4 separate regions of the Homo sapiens genome follow, and regions 1, 2 and 3 are each linked to region 4. A link is a loop called in an ENCODE intact Hi-C map of the cell type or tissue named here. Cell type or tissue: CD4-positive, alpha-beta T cell. All regions are shown on one strand. Links, peaks and the distances in the headings refer to the core of each region. The heading gives the core; the rest is flanking DNA. Region 1 holds the start of TAMALIN (trafficking regulator and scaffold protein tamalin). Region 2 holds the start of SCN8A (sodium voltage-gated channel alpha subunit 8). Region 3 overlaps LOC124902934 (a long non-coding RNA gene). Region 4 holds the start of ACVR1B (activin A receptor type 1B).

Region 1 (4,823 bases), core at 929-3,428, 55 kb after region 4:
TGGAGGCCTGGAGGTGGACTGCCCTACATAAACTGGGGAAGTCTGCCTCCACGTCAGCTGAAGGATGACTGGCTCCACAGGCTGTTAGACACAGGGGCTGTGCCACACCTGTGGCATCCACTTCTCCAGGTTTCAGGCAAGGAGACATGTCCATTAGGTAACCCTCTGTGATAGCTGGGGTGGCTCCTTCACAGAGGAGGTTGTGCAAGATGCCCTTTTGCTGGGTCCCTTTGGGGATAAGCAATGGAATGAATGGAATATACATCATTGCCTCTCCGCTTTGCGTCTCCCCCTCCCACCCCCCACAGATGCTGTCTGTCAGGAGCAGGCAACAGACGGTCCTGGGGTCCATCTGTGCTAATGCTTCACAATAGAGTCCCATGTTTCCCCACTGACACCCCCTCGGCCCCTCAGCTGATGGCCACTTGGTGGTGCCAAGGCGGGAGGTGGGAGGAGGGAGAAGAAGGCACTAAGAGAGCTACCTCTTAGCTCCTGGCAGTCCTCAATCCACCCCGGCCCCCCACCCAACAAGCATCCTGCCATCTGGACTTGTGCAATCACTGAGGGGCGGAAAAGCACCCTCTTCCACCCACACCTCTTGTAGGGGATGGGGGCCTAGAGGACTGGGGGTGGGGAGGAGAACACAGAGTCAAGGAGACTAGAGAAGAAGACTGAGCCAGGCGCAAGAACTGAGACAGGCAGGAGGCAGAAAGTCTTTCCTGGCCTCGCAGGTGGACGTGGCCATTGCCCCTCTGTGCTCCTTATGCCACGTGTCTAACACAGCACATGTGCAAGGTACCACTCCCTACCAGGCCAAGAGCCTCTGTAACCCCAGTGCCCAGCCAGTACCTGGCACACAGCAGGGCTTAAATGTTGGACAACATCACAGAGTGGTTAGATTGCAGGCTCTGGAACCAGGCTGCCTGGCTTTGAATCTCAGCTCTGCCGCTGAGTGACTTAGGGCAAATTACTTATCTTCTCTGGGCCTCAGTTTCCTCATCTGTAAGGGAGGATAATGGTGCTTATTTCGTAGGGTTGTTATGAAGACCAAGTGAGTTAATGCATGTATGTAAAAGGACACACAGAACAAACAGTGTGCATAGCACATGCTAAGTGCTCAATAAATGTTAACTGTGAAGGCATAACAGATTTGGGAAGACTGGGGGAGGAGGGAGGGGACAGACAAGGGCACCGCATTGCCGCCTCTGCTTCTTGGCCGATGGGTGTTGGGACATGGAGTCCCCAGCCTGTGCTGCTGACGCCCTGTGGTGGCTAGCCGCTCTTTAGACACCAGACGCTGCCTTCCACTTCCTCCTCTCACTTCTTATTCGGGCACCACTGACGACAGAGACTTCGGCTGGGCCATTCCCGCCTCTCCTACCGCCTGGCAGCCATGGTAACAGCCTGGGGGATGGTCCCTAAGATGGGGTCAGAGAACGGCTGAGCATGGCCATCCCCCCAGCCCTGAACTCCCACTCAGCCTGGGCTCATCCCAACCTCCTGAGTCAAGTCCACAGTAAGCGTCTGTCTCCTGGGAAGGGGGATCTGACCCCGGCATCAGGAGCTGAGGAAAGGTGTTGCCAGCAGGGATCACTCAAGCCCCTTGGAGGGGACAGGCCAGAACTAAGCCTACTGCTTTCAGGGTTTCCACCTCTTCCCTTCTTCCTAGACGTGCGAACAGGGGGCAGCCTCTTTCAGCTCTTCTGGGGCAGCTGCGTCAAGGGAAAATCCTGGGCCCTCTCCCTCCCTGGGGGCTTCTGCGCAGTGAGTTCAGGGAGTCTCCTCCCTCCTCCATCGGGCCTCCACCCCTACTCCTGCGCAGCCCCGCTGCCGCTCTCCCTGCCCTGGAGTCTCCTGCAGCCCCTTGGATCTCCGTGACTCTCCCTACCTCCCCGACTCCCCAGGCTTCTTACAGTGACCTCTTACCGTGCCCCACTCCATGAATCGCCAGAGCTATTCGTCCCTAAATTTCAAACCTTGCGCAATGTCCCTTCACAGACCCCTCCAGGTATCACGCAGCCCCGAGCCCCGAGCCCCGCCCCGGGGGCCTCATCCCGCCCCTTCGCGTCCGCGGCTCGTTTTCCCCCACTGAGCGCCCAGCTCCCGCAGTTTCCCCGGCCGTCGAGCGCCGTGGGCGGGGCTCCAGGGCGGCGGCGCCTCGCGGGGAGGGTCCTCCGTGCTGGGGGCGAGGCCACCCGAGGCAGCTCCCCGCCCGCCCCCAACCCCGCCCCGCTCTCGGAGCCTATAAAGGGAGGCGACCCGCGGCCCGCCCGGCTGGCATCCCCCAGCCGCCGCCAGCCCCGCCGAGGGGAGCCAGCGCCGTCTCTGAGGGGCGTCCGGCGCCGGAGCCATGACCCTCCGCCGACTCAGGAAGCTGCAGCAGAAGGAGGAGGCGGCGGCCACCCCGGACCCCGCCGCCCGGACTCCCGACTCGGAAGTCGCGCCCGCCGCTCCGGTCCCGACCCCGGGACCCCCTGCCGCAGCCGCCACCCCTGGGCCCCCAGCGGACGAGCTGTACGCGGCGCTGGAGGACTATCACCCTGCCGAGCTGTACCGCGCGCTCGCCGTGTCCGGGGGCACCCTGCCCCGCCGAAAGGTGCGTCCCCCGCCCGCCTTCAGGATCTGCTCAGCCCCTCTCCGACTCCCTACAGGGCCTGCTGACTCCGCAGTGCCCTCTCCTCGGCGTCCGCGGAGTCCCCCACCTTCTTCCCCGGCCCGCTGGGTGCCTCGACTCCCCGCGTTCCCCGCTGCTGCGAAGGCCGTGGCCCTCGCCTGCACACCGCGCCCAGGCTCGGTGGCTCTTAACTCCGCGCCCCATGCACGCCCCCTCTCTCCCTCCTTGACTCCTCCCAGCACCCCCCTTCTCCTACCCGCTCCATCTGGCTTTCTGCCCCCCATGCCCCGCCTCCCCGTGGCCAGGTGTCCTGGGTCCCCAGGAGCCCCTCGCCCGAGGGACAGAGACAGCCCCAGGCAAGTTGAAGGTCCGAGAGCCCCCGGTGGGAGAAGCGGGCCGGTGGCTGCGCCGCGTGCGTTCTCACTCTGAGGAAGTGCGTGGGGAGCCGCTGACTCCGGATAGCACACCCTTCCGAGGGGACTCCCCGATTCCTGGGCTGGGGGCCTGCCGCCTGGCCCCACGTCTGACGTACGGGGCGCGAGGGCCACTGCTCCCTGGACTTCTGTCGGAACCGGACGCAGTGGGAGGGGTCGCAGGGCGCCCGCGGGGCAGGAAGGATGCGGGCCGCGCCCACCTCTGAGTCCCCTCTGCCAGCCTCTTCCTCTGGCCCCAGGAGACCTGAGGCTCAGAACCTACACAACACCAGGTTAAGAAGAGGGGCCTGGTGGCCTTTCCTCACCCAGCCGCCCTCCTTCGCCCCGGCCCCCAGCTAGCCCCCACACAATGAACAGCTTGTTGAGAATTTGCATTTTATGAAAATCATGTTGAAAGACAAAGGGGTCTCTCTGTGCTGCCCAGTCCTTCCTCCCTGGCCGTTTGGGAACTGTCCCCACCCCTGAGGCCAATCTGGTTCTGAACCTTCTCTTCCTTGCCTTGGGCAGCTTTGGGGGAGGGTTAGCAAAGGCACAGAACAGAAAGGCCCTGGGCTGTGCAGGCTCCAAAGAAAAGGGCTGCTCTGGGACTGGACCTCCTCCCAGGACCAAAAAGTTAGGGAGGGTGAGAGACTACTTTAGTTTATCAAGGACCCTGAAGAGACAGGAACCTTCATCTCTCATCCTTCCTCCACACCCCCCACCACCACCCCTAAAGAACTCCCAGTCTCGGTCCTTTAGTGAGACTTGCTGACAAGTTTGACATCTAAGATGTTTTGTCCCAGAAAGCACAAAATATATGGCAATGGAGAGAGAGACCCAGGTATAGCTGGGCACAGCTGGTCACCTGCAGCTGGGATCCACAACTGGTCCTTGAAACGGCCTGTACCTTAGGAGACCTGGCACCTCTGACCCCACATTCTGGCTGGGATTGCCAGCCCTTCGGGACAGGGTCCCTGACCCCAGCCCTCCCAAGCCACTGTCTGTAGCTGAGAAATTAGATGGAGAGACCCAACTGGCAGAAGGTCCTCGGAGCACCTTGATAGGTGAGCCCAGGGGACACCTATCCTCTGAATCCCACTGGGGAAGAGCCCCTGCCTCAGCTTTGGGAGTCTGGATGGCCTGAGCCTCTACAGACATGGGCCCTAGGGGTGGAGACCATTTTAGAATAATGATCTCCCCACCTGCTGCCAGTGTGGAAACCAGCAAGGGCTTAGAGGTTCATGGATCTGGAACCCAGGAGGATGGTTGTGTCCCTGCAGTCCCAGGTATGAAGGTAAGGCCTGTAGAGAAAGTTGAGGAGTGGTGCCAGTAGTGGCACTTGGCAAATAGTTCCACCAGCACCAAAACAGGTGTGGATGTGGAGCTGGGAAGGGGCAGACAGGAAGTGGGTCGCTGTGTCCAGGGTAACCTCTCAGTGTCTGCTCAAGGACAGTCCCGCCTTACCTGCTCCTTCTGACCATCTTACTGCCCAGGGCTCAGGATTCCGCTGGAAGAATCTCAGCCAGAGTCCTGAACAGCAGCGGTGAGTCACCAACACCCAGCCCCTGCCATGGTCCAAAGGGGTGAGGTGCTGGGTTGGGGGGTGCCAGGACAGCATCTCAGCCTAGCGAGGGTAGTCATTCTCCTAGCCTTTAAACATGGCTCCCCCGCTGGGAGTGAGGGCAGGTGGGGGTGAGGGCTGTGTGAAGGGGGTGGCAGAGAAAGGAGGTAGGGACTTTTGAGTCATTAGGTGCTCTTCAACACACCCCCAGTCCCTGCCAGTTACCCCTCCCTGG
Region 2 (4,823 bases), core at 1,293-3,792, 360 kb before region 4:
CAGAGTAATCCAGACAGTGTGGTATTAGTGCCAAGACAGAAAAATATATCAATGAAACAGAAGGAGAGTTTAGAACTAGATTCTTACATACTTGAGTAAACGATTTTTTGCAAAGGTGCAAGGGTAGTCAGTGGAGACAGGATAGTGTTTTCAACAAATAGTATGGGGACAACTATATATCTATGCAACAAAACAACAAAAGAACTTCAAACTACATTTCATACCACATACAAAAATCAATTCAAAATGGATTATAAACCTAAATGTAAACTCTAGAACTATAAAATTTCCAGAAGGAAACATAGGATAAAATATTTGGGGCCTTGTGTTGGGCAAAAACTTATTAGACATGACATTAAAAGCATGATTCATAGAAGAAAAAATAATAAACTGAACTTCATAAAAATTAAGAAGGTCTAATTTTTTTTTTTTTAAGAGACAGGTTCTGGCTATGTTGGCCAGGCTTGAGTGCAGCAGCTATTCACAGGCCCAATTATAACACATTATAGCCTCCAACTTCTGGCCTCAGGAGATCCTCTTGCCCGAGCCTCCCGAGTAGCTGGGACTACAAGTGTGCACCAGGACAACTGGCTGAAGAACCTCTGCTTTTGGAAAAACACTGTTAAGAGAGTAAAAAGAATAAAAAGATAAGCCTAAACTGGGAAACAATATTTGCCAATCACATGTCTGACAGAAGATTTGTATCCACAATATATAAACAACTCTTTAATTTTTTTAAAAAAATTTTAGAATCAGAGTCTCCTGTGTTGTCCATGCTGGACTTGAAATCCTAGGTTTAAGCAATTATTCCTGCTCAGTGTCCAGAGTAGCTGGGACACCAGGCATGCGTCACTGAGCCCAGCCAGGATATATAAACAACTCGTAAAACTCAATTAACAAGAAAAAACCCCACCAATTTTTAAATAGGCTAAAGACTTGAAGAGACACTTCGCCAGGAGGATTTACAGATGACAAGTCCATGAAAAGATGTTCAACATCTTTAGTCACTAGTGAAATGGACGACAGACCCACAGCGAGATAAAACTACACATCTATTCAAATGGCTAAAATTAAAAAGACTGATCACTCCAAATGTTGGTGAGGATGTAGAACAACTGAAATTCATGTGCTGCTAGTAGGAATGGAAAGGCACAACCACTTTGGAAGGCAGTTTGGCCCTTTCTTAATATGTTAAATATACACCTAAGACAGGACTCAGTTATTCCATTCCTAGATATTTATACCCACGAGAAACGAAAGCATATATATCCATACAAAGACCTGCACACGAAAGCTCATAACAGCTTTGTTCGTAACGGACAAACATTGGAAATAACCTAAATGTCATCAACAGGTGACTGGATAAACACATTGTGGTGTATCCCCATAAAGAATACTACTAAGCAGTAAAAAAGAACTCTTGATAGGCAACGACTGAATAATCTCAAAACGATTATGCCGAGTGGAAGAAGCCATACAAAAAAGAGAGTTTGTACTGTATGATTCCATTTATTTAAAATTCCGGAAAATGCAAACCAATGTACAGTAATAGAAAGAAGATCAGTGGTTGCCTGGAGAGGGTGTGTGGGGGCGAGCGATGCAGGGAGTGATTACAAAGAAGCACACGGAGAAATTTTTGGAGGTGATGGGTGTGTTCATTACCTTGGTGGTGATGGTTTCATGAGTGCACACATAACTCAAAATTGTACAATCTAAACACACGCAAATATACCCCAGTAAAGCTAATTTTAAATGTATTGTAGAGGGCACATTATGTGATAAGCATACCATGTGCCTGGCTGTGTTAGCAATGTGTGAAGTGCATGCTCCCCGTTAGTACAAACAAGAAGTTTATAAGGTTGCTACTGTGACTGTTTCCTTTTACAGACGAGAACACTGAGGTTTGGAGAGGTTGTTACACCCTTTTTCCCTCTTGTGATTGGTGGTAGGAAAATATTAAGTAGAGGAGAGACACAGTAAAGTGCCAAGAGCTCTGGCACTCATTACCTAGATCCTCGCGAGGGTGGAGTGAGCGGTCGAAATGCTCATGCCTACTTTACAGATGGACAGACTGAGGATCGGAAAGACTGAGGTGGCCTGGGGGCTGTCAGGGAGGCAGCGCCTCCCCGCTCCTGGCAGCAGGTCCCTGTGGGCTGAAACACGAGCCTCCACCTGCCGCTGATTGACTTCTCGTTTTTTCAGTGGGCCCAAGATCCTGTAAATTGAGTTCCCTGCGCTTTTGGATGTCAGAAACTTCACTGAGCGCGGCACTGTTGGGGGGCAGGAGAAAGGTAAGACTTGGCACTGACGCGGGCCACAGAGCACGCGGGTCACCACGACAGCTTTCGGGTCTCGCCGCCCGGCGCTGGCGAGCAGCCAGCCAGCGTCTCGCGGCGGGTCCCGGTCCTCAGCCCGCGGCCCCTCCCGGCGGCTCGGCGGGGGCGTAGTGGAGGCGGGCCCGGGGACGCTCGCTGGCGCTCCCGCGCGGCGCCCCCTGCCGGCGCCCTGTTCCCTCTTGCCCCTGATCCGCTCCCGGCGGCGCGGAGACGCGAGTCTGAGAGCCTGCGGGCGGGCGGCGCGCTGCAGGCGAGCGGGCGAGCGGGCGCGCCCTGCAGGGGTAGGTGGGCCGCGGGGGCGCGGGCGGGCGGGCGCGAAGCGCAGGGAGGGGGCGGGGGCGGTGGCAGCGGCGCTTGCGGGCCGGGGCCGGCCCGGGCAGGGGGCGCGCGCGGAGGGGTAGGCGCGGGGGCGGGGCGGGCGGGGGGCCCGGCAGTAGGGGCGCGCGCGCGGTGGCGCGCGGCGGGCGCGAGTCATCAATTATGCAAGGACTCGGGCGGTGCGGGGGGCGGGCGCGGGGAGCGCTCCAAGATGGCGCCCACCGCAGTCCCGCCCGCCGCATCCTCGGCGCCTTTGCAGTCCGGCCGCGCCTCCCGGGCCCCGCGTTAGGGCCGCCGCTGCCTCCCTCGCCGCCGCCGCTGCCGTAAGTCGCCCCAGAGCCCCCGCCCTAGCGCTGCTTCCTGCCCTCCGGGTTTCCCTTCTCGCCTCGGGACCCTTGAGCGGGGCTCGCCCATCTCCAGTCAGGGGCTTTGCCGCAGAGTGCGCGGCGGGGCTCCAGGGGCCGTGGAGCTGGGGCTCTGCTCTCCTTGTTTTGGACAGGTGTTTGGAACTCTTGCTTCCTTCTACTGTGTGTACCGGGGGTCTCTTAAGAGAACTGAGGACCACCAGTCCCCACCCCGGACACCCTGCTTTCTCCGTCTCGGCTACAGTGAGGGACACGGCCCGTCCTTGGTGCCCCTTCCGCGGTGCAGCCCTCCATCCCTCCCTCAGTGCCGGGCAGAGTTGGGGCCCCTAGCCGGCTTGCACTGGGAAGGGCAGCGCTGTCGGGATCTTCCTACAGCAGCCCCTCAGCCCTCCCCCTCCCCCATGTCTTACTGCATCCTTCTCCCTCAGCCGGCTTCACACTGCTAAAAACTGCAGAAGCCAAGGGCTCCTGGGTTCTTCCCGCAGCCAGCACTCCCGACTCCCTCTGTCCTTTACTCGGATGCGTTCGTCCCCCTCCCAACAGGGTGCTCTGGAGTTGTGATGGGGGCTCCCGGGACCTTCCTCGGCAGGCGAGGATTCCTGCATTTGGAAGCACATCACTTTGAGAATATCCCCTTCCCCCATCCCACCCCCACCCCCACCCCCCACCCCCACGCCACCCGATGCAGAGCTTGTTCCTCTCCTCTCCCTCCCCCACCTTACCATCAGCAGCAGCACCCTTGGCTTCTTGTTAGCGTTGGGGTACAGGACTGTTTGCCCAGCTCCGTGGGCTTGGACCCTCCTCTCTAGTTCTCACTTGGTACCTTGGGGCACCGCAAAGCCTCTGCAGTTTCTCCTGAGAGCTCAGCTCCATCCCCTCCATTGCCAGCAACAACCACCGGTGGAGACTTGGCTAACTTTCCAGGGGTTAGCCAGGACTGTCAGACCCTTTCAGGGGCCCCAGCTTCGAGTTGGGATGGAATGGGAACCATTTTTCAGCCCGATAAATAGGATTCTTCAAACCATGCATTCCATCCGACTACTCCACCCTATGCCCTCTTCCTCACTTACACTGCAGTTTTTGAAGCATGAGGGAATACATTTTATGTCCGGAGATTCCAAGGTTCTGCATCAGCGTTCATAATAAATGGATGTCATCTGTTTGGGGGGAGGGTAGAAGAAACTTTGGATTGCATCTGGCTAAAGTCAGGGGGAGGGAGAAATAATTAGCATGGAGCAAGCTCTGCCACACAAGGAAAACTGCTTTTTATGCACAGTGGGCACCAGAGAGTCAGGGATGGAAGCAGGAAGTGTGGGTGGGGGCCATGGGGGTAAAGGGGGAGAGTGCTTTTTATAACTGTTTTCCCAAGTTTGAACCTGGAGAGCCTTTAGAGAGAGGTAGCAGTGTGTTAGGGCTGGGGGATGTTTTAGCTTTCCAATGGAGATTTCGGGTGTGGTAGGTTTTTCACTGTCTCAAAATCCCTCTGCACTTCTCTTTTCTCCACGTGCATTAGAAGATGTGGAGGGGGGGATGTTGTGCTTTTATTCTTTTCTCAAAAAAAATTTTTTTTTTGATTTGTGATGCAAATGGCTGGATAACATTACCACACGGTACCATCCTGGTAGGAATCTTGGGGGAATCAGACTTAAAATGCTGAAAGCTTTATAGCACATTACATGTAACCTGGTTCTTGAAATACTGCAGCATTTTTCTTTGGAGCTCATGACCCATAAGGCCTTCATTTCTCCCTGAAAGAGGATTTGGTTGCTGGTTGGTGAGGTGGTGGTTGTGGGTAGTGATCCTT
Region 3 (4,823 bases), core at 1,166-3,665, 74 kb after region 4:
CCCTCACCCACGCAGACCCTGGCCCGCCGGTGACCTCCCCTGCGGCTCCTCCTTCTGCCCCGGCCCAGCCCCTCCCCTGCTGCTCCTCCTCCTGCCCCGGCCCAGCCCGTCCACCGTCCTCTCATCCCCATGGCCTCGAACCCCAGCCTGCCGAGCCGCTCCTCACAGGGTGCTGTGGCTCCCCGCTGCAAAGGGGCGGGTCCTGGTAGGGGGCGTGGCCTGGCCGACTTGCGGGGCGGCGGCGCCCTCTGCCGGCAGACTCGGGAACGGCCACACTCGTCACCTCGCCCCCGGCCCGGCTCCTGGACCCCCCTGGACCTCTCTGCCAGCTCTCCTCTCTCCTGGAAATGCGCCTGCAGGACTCGGAACGTGCAGAGGTCGGTCCTGGCCCCAGCCGTGCCACGGGCTATCTGAGGGAGAGTCGCGGCCTCTCTGAGGCTTGGCTTCCTTTCCTGTGAAATGGCTGTGGTGAGGAGCAAACGCTCAGCAGTGAAGAAGGACCCTTTGTAACCGCGAAGGAGCCTGTGAGTGTGAGGTATGGTTGTTATCAACGCTAAGGGCAGTCTTTTGCCTTCTGCGGGGGTGACGACCATCCTTCTCCCTGCCCCAGCCCCACAGTGGAAGGAAAACATAAGTCACCTCCAGAGATTATCACATGCAGTGGATTGCTTTCAGCCTTTTTTCTGAATATAAAATATACATATACGTATTTTAATACAATTGTGGCCCTTCTCTACGTGCTGTTCTGTGCTGCCTTTTTTTCTCTCTCTCCAAGTGCTTAACTTATGTTTTAAAGCCCAGATTCGGCCAGAGGGGTGGCTCACCAACACTTTGGGAGGCCAAGGCCGGAGGATCTCTTGAGCAGAAGTTCAAGACCAACCTGAGCAACATAGCAAGACCTCGTCTCTACAAAAAATTTTTAAAAATGATCTGAGTGTCTGTAGTCCCAGCTACTGGAGAGGCTGAGATGGGAGGCTCGCTTGAATCCTGGAGTTCCAGGCTGCAGTGAGCCGTGATTGTGCCACTGGCCACTGCACTCCAGCCTGGGTGACAGAGTGAGATCCTGTCACAAGAAAGAAAGAAGAAGAAGAAAAGAAAGAAAGAAAAAGAAAACAAAAAACCAAAAAGAAAAGAAACAACCAAAAAACTAGAGTCAGACAAACCTGGATTTAGGTTCTTGCTCTGTGACTTTATATTTCCACCCTTGAGCAAACCACACAACCTCTACCTTCCTCAGCCTCAGTTTCCTCCTTTGCAAAATGGTGGTAATGCCAGGAATACCCACTTCACAGGCAGCGGTGAGGCCCCGCACACAGCCCAGTGCATGCTGGTTAGGGCTCTCCTTTTGCTTCCTGAGACTGCACGAGCTCTGCCTTCTTCATGCACCACGTGGTAAGGAAGGAGCTGGAGGCCTCCGCCTCTCGGACCTTGCTCACTGCTGCTTTTTTTTTTTTTTTTTTGACAGAGTCTCTCTGTCGCCCAGGCTGGAGTGCAATGGCACAACCCCGGCTCACTGCACCCTCCGTCCCCCGGGTTCAAGTGATTCTCCTGCCTCAGTCTCCCGAGTAGCTGGGATTCCAGGCGGCCGCCACCACGCCCGGCTAATTTGTCATATTTTTAGTAGAGATGGGGTTTCGCCATGTTGGCCAGGCTGGTCTCGAACTCCTGACCTCAGGTGATCCACCTGCCTCGGCCTCCCAAACTGCTGGGATTACAGGGGTGAGCCACCGCCCCAGGCCTCTTTCGGCACTGCCCTCAACCACATGGGCCTCACTGTTCTTCCGGCGTACCCAGACTTTCCCCATCTCAGCGCCTTCCCACCGGTCCTGTGTTTCCATGGCCTTTCCCCGGGTAGGGGCCTTTCTTTTCCTAGCTTCGCTCAGTTCCCTGCTACATTGTCGCCTCCTCGCAGAAGCCGTCTCTGGCCGTTCCGTATCGCTAGCGCCCTCTATCATTCGCTAGCAGCTCACCCGGCTCTGTTTTTCTTCATTGCACTTCTCGTTATGTGCCGTTCTCTTATAAATGTTTTTGTCTTTATCCCTCCCATAGAAGACACCTCCATGAAAGGCCAGGGCTTTCCGAGGTTCTTTTCCTCTGTGGTTCCTAGAAGAGGGCCTGGCACATAGCCGGCCTTGGCTAGCTTTTTGCGTAAATGTGAAGGGATCCACCTTCCTCCCTTATAAGAGGTAGCAGTACCTCCTGTTACCAGCAGAGGGCACCACCGTACAGCACTTGGGGGCCGCAGGGGATCCTGCTGGGATGGGAGGTATTTAAAAAGCCCACAGGCCTCTCCTCCCATAATGTGGGCGCTCCCACAGCTGGGACCGGAAGCAGGAGGGCCCCCTGCGCTAATCTGCCCTGGCAGCAGCGAGCTGGCACGCCCTGGGTGCATCATCCGGTGTGCTCTGGTGCCCAAGGTCGGAATACCCTCACTGGTGGCTTGGACACACCCCTGAGCAGCTGATGCTTCTGGACAGATCACACCCTGTCCCGGGCTCTCAAAATGAGGGCAATGACATGAGCTGCACTGCTCGCTCACGCGTTTGCTGTGAGGTTGGGACAGGAGTGCATGGGAAATGTTTTATGAATGTAAACATGGGACAAATATAATTTATGCACGCCTTTATTGGTAGTGCAGCAGATTGACAACAAACGAGGGGAGAAGATAAGGTATTTAAAGGAAATTGCAAGGCTAAATGAAGGTGGGAATTAAGACAGTGAAGGAGAACGAAGAAGTTAAAAATAACAACTACCTTTCACCAAGAGCTTATTAGGAGCCAAGGCAGAGGAAAGTGATCTCCAAACATTGTCTAATTATAGCCAACACTTACATGGTGCTGACCTCATGCCAGGAACTCTTTAAGTGCTTTATGCATAAAAACTCACTGGATCCTCACAACAACTCAGGGAGGTAGGTCATATCGCTGTCCCGTTCTACACAAGGAAACTGAGGCCCGGACAGCTTAAGTGACTGGCCCAAGGCCACATAGATAGACAGGGCTGGGCAATCTGCCTCCTGGAATGTGCTCTTAAAGCCCCACAGTCACAGCCACACCAAAAGGGAGATATTGTTATTATCATTCCATTTCCCAAACAAGCAACTGAGGCTTAGCAGATGTACAAAGCCCGCCTAAAGCCACACTGGGAATATGTGTATTTGAGCCCAGCTTAACCACCCACCAAACTAGGCCTGCAGGAGCTAGGAGGGGCTTCAGGAATGTGCACAGGTTCTCTCGGAGGGCAGCAGCAGACATACCCACTCTTCCTCTGAGCGGGGAGGGGAAGGTGAGAGCACAGAGGCTGGGCAGGGCTGATGGGGTTGAGGAAGAGGCTGCTTGGTGGCCTCAACTCCATGGACCGCAGATGGCCAGGCATCTTCTGGCCAGGAAGTGAGAGGTGTGTTGATAGGCACAGTGGCTGTCCACAGGGATTCCAGCCAGAGCTGTGGGCCCCCCACAAATCTCCATAGGGAGACTAGGGACTGAGGGGTGGGCCTTACAGTGGGAGGTGGGAGCAGCCCCATCCCTACCACAAGTGCCCCTTAGCCCAGCCCTGACTTCCAGCCCGTTACATAAGCTGCTGCATACCCAGGCCTGGAAATAGCTGAGGCTGTACCGGCTGGGCTGGGAGACGTGATGAATGGTCCCCAGGAGCATCAGCTGACCGCCCTGTGCTCCTGAAGTGACCTGAGGGCCTGCCAGCAGCTCGGGTTACCCAGCTCTCCCTGGGAGGCAGCCCTGCCTGGTCTGCTGAGGATGGCTCTGATGTGATTCTGTGTCTGGACATTTATGGTTCGAGTGCCCGCAGGATGGTCCCTCTCCCAAGCCTGAGCAGCTAAGGCAGCTCCCAGCCACGCTGTGCCCACTGGCAGCCTCTGGATGCTGGGAGCCAGGGCCTTGCCCAGAGCAAGCACTTGGATCTCTGCAGACAGTCAGCACTGGGAGGGCTGAGAGCTCTGCTGCTCTGAGTCCTGTGCTAAGGGCCCGCAAGGAAAGAGGAAGAGGAGCCTGAGAAACTCGGGGTGCACGTGGGGGCTGCAGGTGTCATTCCAGGGCTGCACTCCACCCACATCCCCATGCCTCCTGTTTCACGGCCCACTCTGTTACTGAACTGGTGGCCCTGGGCACAGGGGGGCACCCACACACTCTGATGCCCACTGCAGAGGGCAGAGCCACACACCCCTCCAGGGACTAGGCACATACACCCTTACTTCTGAGAGTAACGTGGCTAGGCTCAGGAGTGTAGGAGGGCGTTCTCCCAGCATATGGTGATCATATGTTAAGAATTATTATTATGTTGGTCAGGTGCGGTGGCTCACACCTGTAATTCTAGCACTTTTAGAGGCTGAGGTGGGAGGATTGCTTGAGTCCAGGAGTTTGAGACCAGCCTGGGCAACATGATGAAATCCTGTCTCTACAAAAAATACAAAAATTAGCCGGGCGTGGTGGCATGTGCCTTTAGTCCCAGCTACTCGGGAGTTTGAGATGGGAGGATCGCTTGAGCCCAGGAGGTTGAGGCTGCAGTGAGCCAAGATTGTGCCACTACACTCCAGTCTGGGTGACAAAGTGAGACCCTGTCTCCAAAAAAAAAAAAAAAAAAAAAAAAAAAGAAGAGAGAAGTATGAATGATTATGGCCATGCCAATTCTGTGCCTTTAAGATACCTGCTTAAGGGGCCGGGAGCAGTGGCTCACGCCTGTAATCCCAGCACTTTGGGAGGCTGATGCAGGCAGATCATGAGGTCAAGTGATCGAGACCATCCTGGCCAACATAGTGAAACCCCGTCTTTACTAAAAATACAAAAATTAGCTGGGCGTGGTGGCTC
Region 4 (4,823 bases), core at 1,389-3,888:
CTTACCTTCTCTAAGTCTCAGTCACTTCATCGGGGCACACTCTGACATGCCTCAACCACTTCCTAGGATTGTAGTGAAGGTCAACTCATAATGATGATAATAGCTATTCTTTTTAGATCACTTCCTATGTGTCAGAGATTATGCTAAATGCTTTACCATATTTTATCAATACTAACAATATCTGTATGACATAGAACTATTATTAGCTCCATTTTACAAGATGAGTAAATTGAGGTTTAGGGAGGTAAAGTATCTTGCCCAAAGTTCAATGCTGTCAAGTGAGCTGATGGAGCTGACGGAGGTGGCATTTGGTCTGTGGAGCCAGCATTCTGGTTCCCTGATCTGTATATTTAGCTGTGTGGCTGACTTTACTGTCTAGGAGTGAAGCAACCACAGGTCCCCTCTGGGACCCCTGGCCTCGAAGCCACAGTGGCAGCACTTAGCAAGAAATAAGGAAAGATACCTCCCTCCCCCCTGGCTTCAGATATGTGCTCCTGAGGGGTTGGCTTTCCCTTCTTAACTGCAGGGGTTGGTGACTGTACTGGGTTGAATAGTGTCCACCCAAAATTCGTGTCTACCAGGAACCTGCGAATGTAATCTTACTTGGAACGAGGATCTTAGCAGCAGATGTAACCAATTAAGATCATTTGCACTCATACTGGATTAGGGTGGGCCCTAATCCAATGACTGGTATCCTTATAAGAAGAGAGGAATGTGGACAGAGATGTAGATGCAGAGGGAAGATAACCATGTGAAGACATGGGGTTATGCTTCCGCAAACCAAACAACACCAAGGATCCTGGGAACCACCAGAAGCTAGAAGAGGCAAGGAAGGATTCTTCCCTAGAGCCTTCAGAGAGCACATGGCCCTGCCAACACCATGGTTTCAGATTTCTAGCCTCCAGAACAGTGAGAGAATACATTTGTATTTTAAGCTACCCAGTTTGGTAGTAGGAAACTAACACAGTAACCTAGCACTGTGTGCACCACAGCTTGGTGGATAGAGCATGGATTGGAAACCACTTAGACGGACTGGGTGGGGTGTGCCTATTTGGGGGAGATGAGGGAGAGGAGAATAAGTTATTTACTCATCCAGCTACACTGACCAACTTGTAGACAATGCCTCCCCATGACTTTATGTGATTGTGTGTACACTGTGTCTGGCGAGTGTGTCTTCAGCTTTATTTTTTCCGGATATGACGATGGGAGTTCTTCAGGTTGGTGAAACTTAGAAGGTGAGAATTCCATTTAAGCAACTGTTCTCCCTATCTCTTGGCCATCCTTTCCACCCCTAGATCTCAGATGGTGAAGCTGTGCTTAGAGAGGTTCAAACCTTGCCCAAGTTTTCACAGCTAGTTAGTAGGAAGCAGAATTCAGATCCAGAATTCTCTGGCTGCAAAAATTCTGCCCTTTCCTTTATATCAAGTTCTTTCTCAAGCTAAAGAAACTGACCTCTTTTCAGAAAGATACGGAGTGATTTGTTTACTTTCTTAAGCATTTCTTCTAGATTTGAAAGTAACATTTATTTGAAAAATATTTAGAAATTATTGAAATGTTAAAAGTAAAAAAATTATGGCAATAACTACTGTTACTATTGGGTAAATATCCTTCCAGTCTTTTTTTCCTATAAACACATATTATCAGTACAATTTGAATAATACTGTAAACAGTGTTGCATTTTGCTTTTTTAATTTAACATTATCTTGTAAGCATTTTCTCATGTCAATAGTTTTTGTAAACAGGATTTTAAATTACTAAATAATGTTCCATCATATGGATGGGCCATAATTTAACATTTTCTATTATTGTCTACTTAGTTTCTACCTTTTTTACAATGATAAATATACAGTTAACATTTTTCATAAACATCTGTCCTCTTATTATTTCTTGAGGACAGGGGACAATACTGGGTAAATGGATATGAAGATTTTAAGGCATTTGATGCATAATGCCAATTGTTTACCAAAAGGGTTCTACCTACCAGCCCAATCAGAGTGCCTCACACGGCACCCTCACCCATACTGTCATCAATAAAGAGCTTTGCTATGTTCTGAAAAGGCGCGTGCCGCGATTCCATCACACAGGCTGCCGCGTCCAGAGGATGGCAGGGGGCGAGGCGAGGCAGGGAAACCAGTTAGGAGACCGCGGCGATGATCCCAGGGGACGCGCTGGGGGCTTGAGGCTAGGCGCAGGGATGGAGGAACTGGAACACGCACGGGATTCGTAGAATATTCGACGGGGGCGGGGGATCGACTCTGATAAGATAATTCTGCACTGCGTGGGGTGCAGGAGAGGGAGGAGACTGCACGTTCGGCTCCGGCCTCCTCCGCGCCGGGCTCGGCACCGATCCGCGAAGTTGGCCGAGGCGTGAGCCCCGCCCACCCCTTTAACAGGGACACTCCCCTTTAAGGCGGGCGCCCGCGCGCGCCCCGGCCCCGCCCTTCGGGGGCGCGCGCGGCGGCCGCGGCGCCGGCTCCGCCGGGAGCGCACGTGCAGGCGCCGGGCGGAGGAGAGGGAGGCGGGAGCCGGGCCGCGGGAGGAGGGGAGGCGCCGGGGGCGCGCGCGCGCGCGCTGGGCGCTGCTGGGCTGCGGCGGCGGCGGCGGCGGCGGTGGTTACTATGGCGGAGTCGGCCGGAGCCTCCTCCTTCTTCCCCCTTGTTGTCCTCCTGCTCGCCGGCAGCGGCGGGTCCGGGCCCCGGGGGGTCCAGGGTGAGTCCTGGGACGGGGGGCGGGGGCCGGGATGGAGAGGGCCCGGCAAGGGCGAGGCCTCGAGCCGCGGCCGCTGGACTACAGCGCGCCCCCTCCCCACGAGCACAATATGGCCGGGTGGGGGGCGCAGAGGAGTCGGGGTGACCCCCAGTCAGCTTCCCCGATCTCCGAGGCGCAGCCGCCCGGCGGCGACGGAGCTCACGCCGGGCCCCTGGGGACCCGAGCCCTGTTCCAGGCGGAACTGGATTCGGGCAGTTCTCAGGGGTCGCGCTCCCAGCGCCCTCGTGTTCCAGAGAGGGGAGTCTGAGCCTCCAGCTCCAAGATTTGGAGGTCCGTGGTTTCTGCCCTTCACCGTGTCCAGGGGCGGGGGGCTTTCTTCCCTCCCTCCAGGTGCTCCTGGGGGGCGTCTTTCTCCCGCCAAGACTGTGGGGTTCGGGCGGTGGGGTCTTAGCCTCTCCGAGGGAACCTGATGTTGAGAGTCCGCGCACCTCAGACTGTAGGGGAAGGGGTCTCTAACCTTTCCTTCAGGTCCTGCACTTGGCGTGTTTCTTCCCCTCCCTCCACTGCCTCCCTAATGTTCTGGGAAAGGGAGTCACATTTCCCCTTCACTCAATCCCTTGAGTTCAGTGGGGCAATCCCCCCTCCGCCCTCCGGCACTCATGCCCCGTGGAGGCTATTTGGAGGAAGTGGGACGAACAGGCCCCTAAACCTTTTTGGAGCCTGGCTTTGGAATCCCTAACCCTATGGAACCGAGTTCCCCAAGGGTTGATGTGAATCTAGGTGTATTTGCTTTCCTCCTCGCCTCCCCCACCCTACCCCGGGGGGCCCATTCAGTTAATCACTTTGTGGATGCCTTTCAGGTGAAATCCTGGAACCTGTCTCCAAACCCCCAAGATTATTTAAAGATCCCACCACTGGACTGTATTCCCGGCCCTTGGTCAGTACTTATTTACCTTCCTACACGATGCCTCTTCCCAGCCCGCCCACCCTCACACACCCCTTACCTCCCAATCCCCACAGTCTGCGGCTCGCCTTATACCACCCCCCCACTCTCCTCTCTGTAGAAGCGGGTACCTTTTTGCGGGACACTTCGCTGGCTGTGTTGTTTTTGAGGCTTTGGGGGCTGAGAAGAGCAGATGAAACCCTAAAATATTTCATTTAAGAGAGTCTTGGCGAATGTGTTTTGGCCTTGGGGTAGCAGATGAAGGTTATATTTGGCAGTTATATTGAAGCGATTATTGACCCACAGATGGATCTGGGAGAGATGATCAGGATTGTATTCGCTCCTGACGTACAAAGCCTGATGCTTTGACTTCTCAGCAGCCCCTAACCTTCCAGCAATGGGAGATAAAGTGTGTTCTGTGGCTCTCTTCTCTTACACTAAAAATAATGATTCTCAGGTGGGTTCAGTCGTCTTTAATAAACCAGACAGTCAAGAAAAGACACCATGCCACTTTGGAATCTCAAAAACAAGTTCATTATCTCCGGCTTTGATATTTGTTCCCAGTGGTGGAGCCTGTGCAGCGGGGTCTTTGTTCACGGGCTAATGCTTCTCCTAAGCACCTCGTGTGTGTTCTTCGGCCTCACTGCTCTGTGGCTTAGGTATCTGTGCTGTGGGGTTTGAGAAACATGGTGAAGGTGTATGAACAGAGCTTGACATTTGTGGTGAGATAATGATTTGCATGAATAAGGATGTTCGTCGGGCCTTATTAAGGGCCATGTTTTTGGAATGTGTAACATAATGTTCTCTACTGGGTAGTAAAAAAAAAAAAAAAGGGAGATTGAACCTCTAGGTTTGTCATTTTATGTGTGTATGTATAAATCTTTAAATCCTCATATAGGAATTTTTATCCTGCCCCTAATATATCCAGGATTTTTAACAGTCATTTCCCTGCTGATTTGATGTAGTGTTTGTGGGGTTTTTCTGGTTGTGAGCCTAGTTAAGAATGTTTGATAATCCAAGTGGTTCTGAATGGGGCAGAGTTCATTTTTTTGTAACCTTCCTAAAATGGATGTTTGTGGGGGTTAAGGTGGGTGAGTAAAATAGGGAGTTCGTTTCTTTTTTTGGTAAATTGGAAATTAGGTTGTGTGTCCAGCAAACATTCTCCAGGGCC

What was found. A loop is a pair of places that touch in the nucleus more often than their neighbours do. Peaks named below come from ENCODE experiments on the same cell type or tissue, not always from the same donor. Only the 100,000 strongest peaks of a DNase experiment are listed, where the experiment ranks them.
Region 1: it touches region 4 in a loop (11-fold over the local background); 5 of 110 quality-filtered maps call a loop at or near these places.
Region 2: it touches region 4 in a loop (6-fold over the local background); 2 of 110 quality-filtered maps call a loop at or near these places.
Region 3: it touches region 4 in a loop (2.5-fold over the local background); 7 of 110 quality-filtered maps call a loop at or near these places.

The regions. Positions count from the first base shown.
Region 1 is chr12:52,004,670-52,009,492 of GRCh38, forward strand. TAMALIN (trafficking regulator and scaffold protein tamalin) reads left to right here and starts at 2,277. Exons shown (of 8, transcript NM_181711.4): 1 at 2,277-2,596; 2 at 4,521-4,570. The coding sequence starts at 2,351. TAMALIN-AS1 (TAMALIN antisense RNA 1) reads right to left here and starts at 2,986. Exons shown (of 1, transcript NR_146770.1): 1 at 1,581-2,986. RefSeq lists enhancers at 961-1,647, 1,333-1,392, 3,020-3,705, 4,316-4,823 and a silencer at 2,098-2,247. In CD4-positive, alpha-beta T cell, for the core only: no CTCF peak of the experiment used is centred there; DNase peaks (open chromatin) are centred at 1,312, 1,772, 2,172 and 3,092; H3K4me3 peaks cover 1,642 bases; H3K27ac peaks cover 909 bases.
Region 2 is chr12:51,588,383-51,593,205 of GRCh38, forward strand. It overlaps SCN8A (sodium voltage-gated channel alpha subunit 8), which reads left to right and starts at 2,851. Exons shown (of 27, transcript NM_001330260.2): 1 at 2,851-2,977. RefSeq lists a silencer at 2,354-2,603. In CD4-positive, alpha-beta T cell, for the core only: no CTCF peak of the experiment used is centred there; DNase peaks (open chromatin) are centred at 2,499 and 2,839; H3K4me3 peaks cover 1,385 bases; H3K27me3 peaks cover 1,418 bases.
Region 3 is chr12:52,023,622-52,028,444 of GRCh38, forward strand. The region is part of intron 1 of LOC124902934 (a long non-coding RNA gene); the gene reads left to right. It also overlaps a transcript of NR4A1 not described here. Among named protein-coding and RNA genes, the nearest start is that of TAMALIN-AS1, 18 kb to the left of the region's middle. RefSeq lists a silencer at 1-359 and enhancers at 1,066-2,003, 1,164-1,458, 2,004-2,941. In CD4-positive, alpha-beta T cell, for the core only: CTCF peaks have their summits at 2,167 (motif pointing right) and 2,366; DNase peaks (open chromatin) are centred at 1,370, 1,940 and 2,230; H3K4me3 peaks cover 1,098 bases; H3K27ac peaks cover 1,116 bases.
Region 4 is chr12:51,949,126-51,953,948 of GRCh38, forward strand. It overlaps ACVR1B (activin A receptor type 1B), which reads left to right and starts at 2,574. Exons shown (of 9, transcript NM_004302.5): 1 at 2,574-2,709. The coding sequence starts at 2,619. RefSeq lists an enhancer at 2,352-2,971 and silencers at 2,429-2,488, 2,519-2,568. In CD4-positive, alpha-beta T cell, for the core only: no CTCF peak of the experiment used is centred there; a DNase peak (open chromatin) is centred at 2,426; H3K4me3 peaks cover 2,064 bases; H3K27ac peaks cover 321 bases.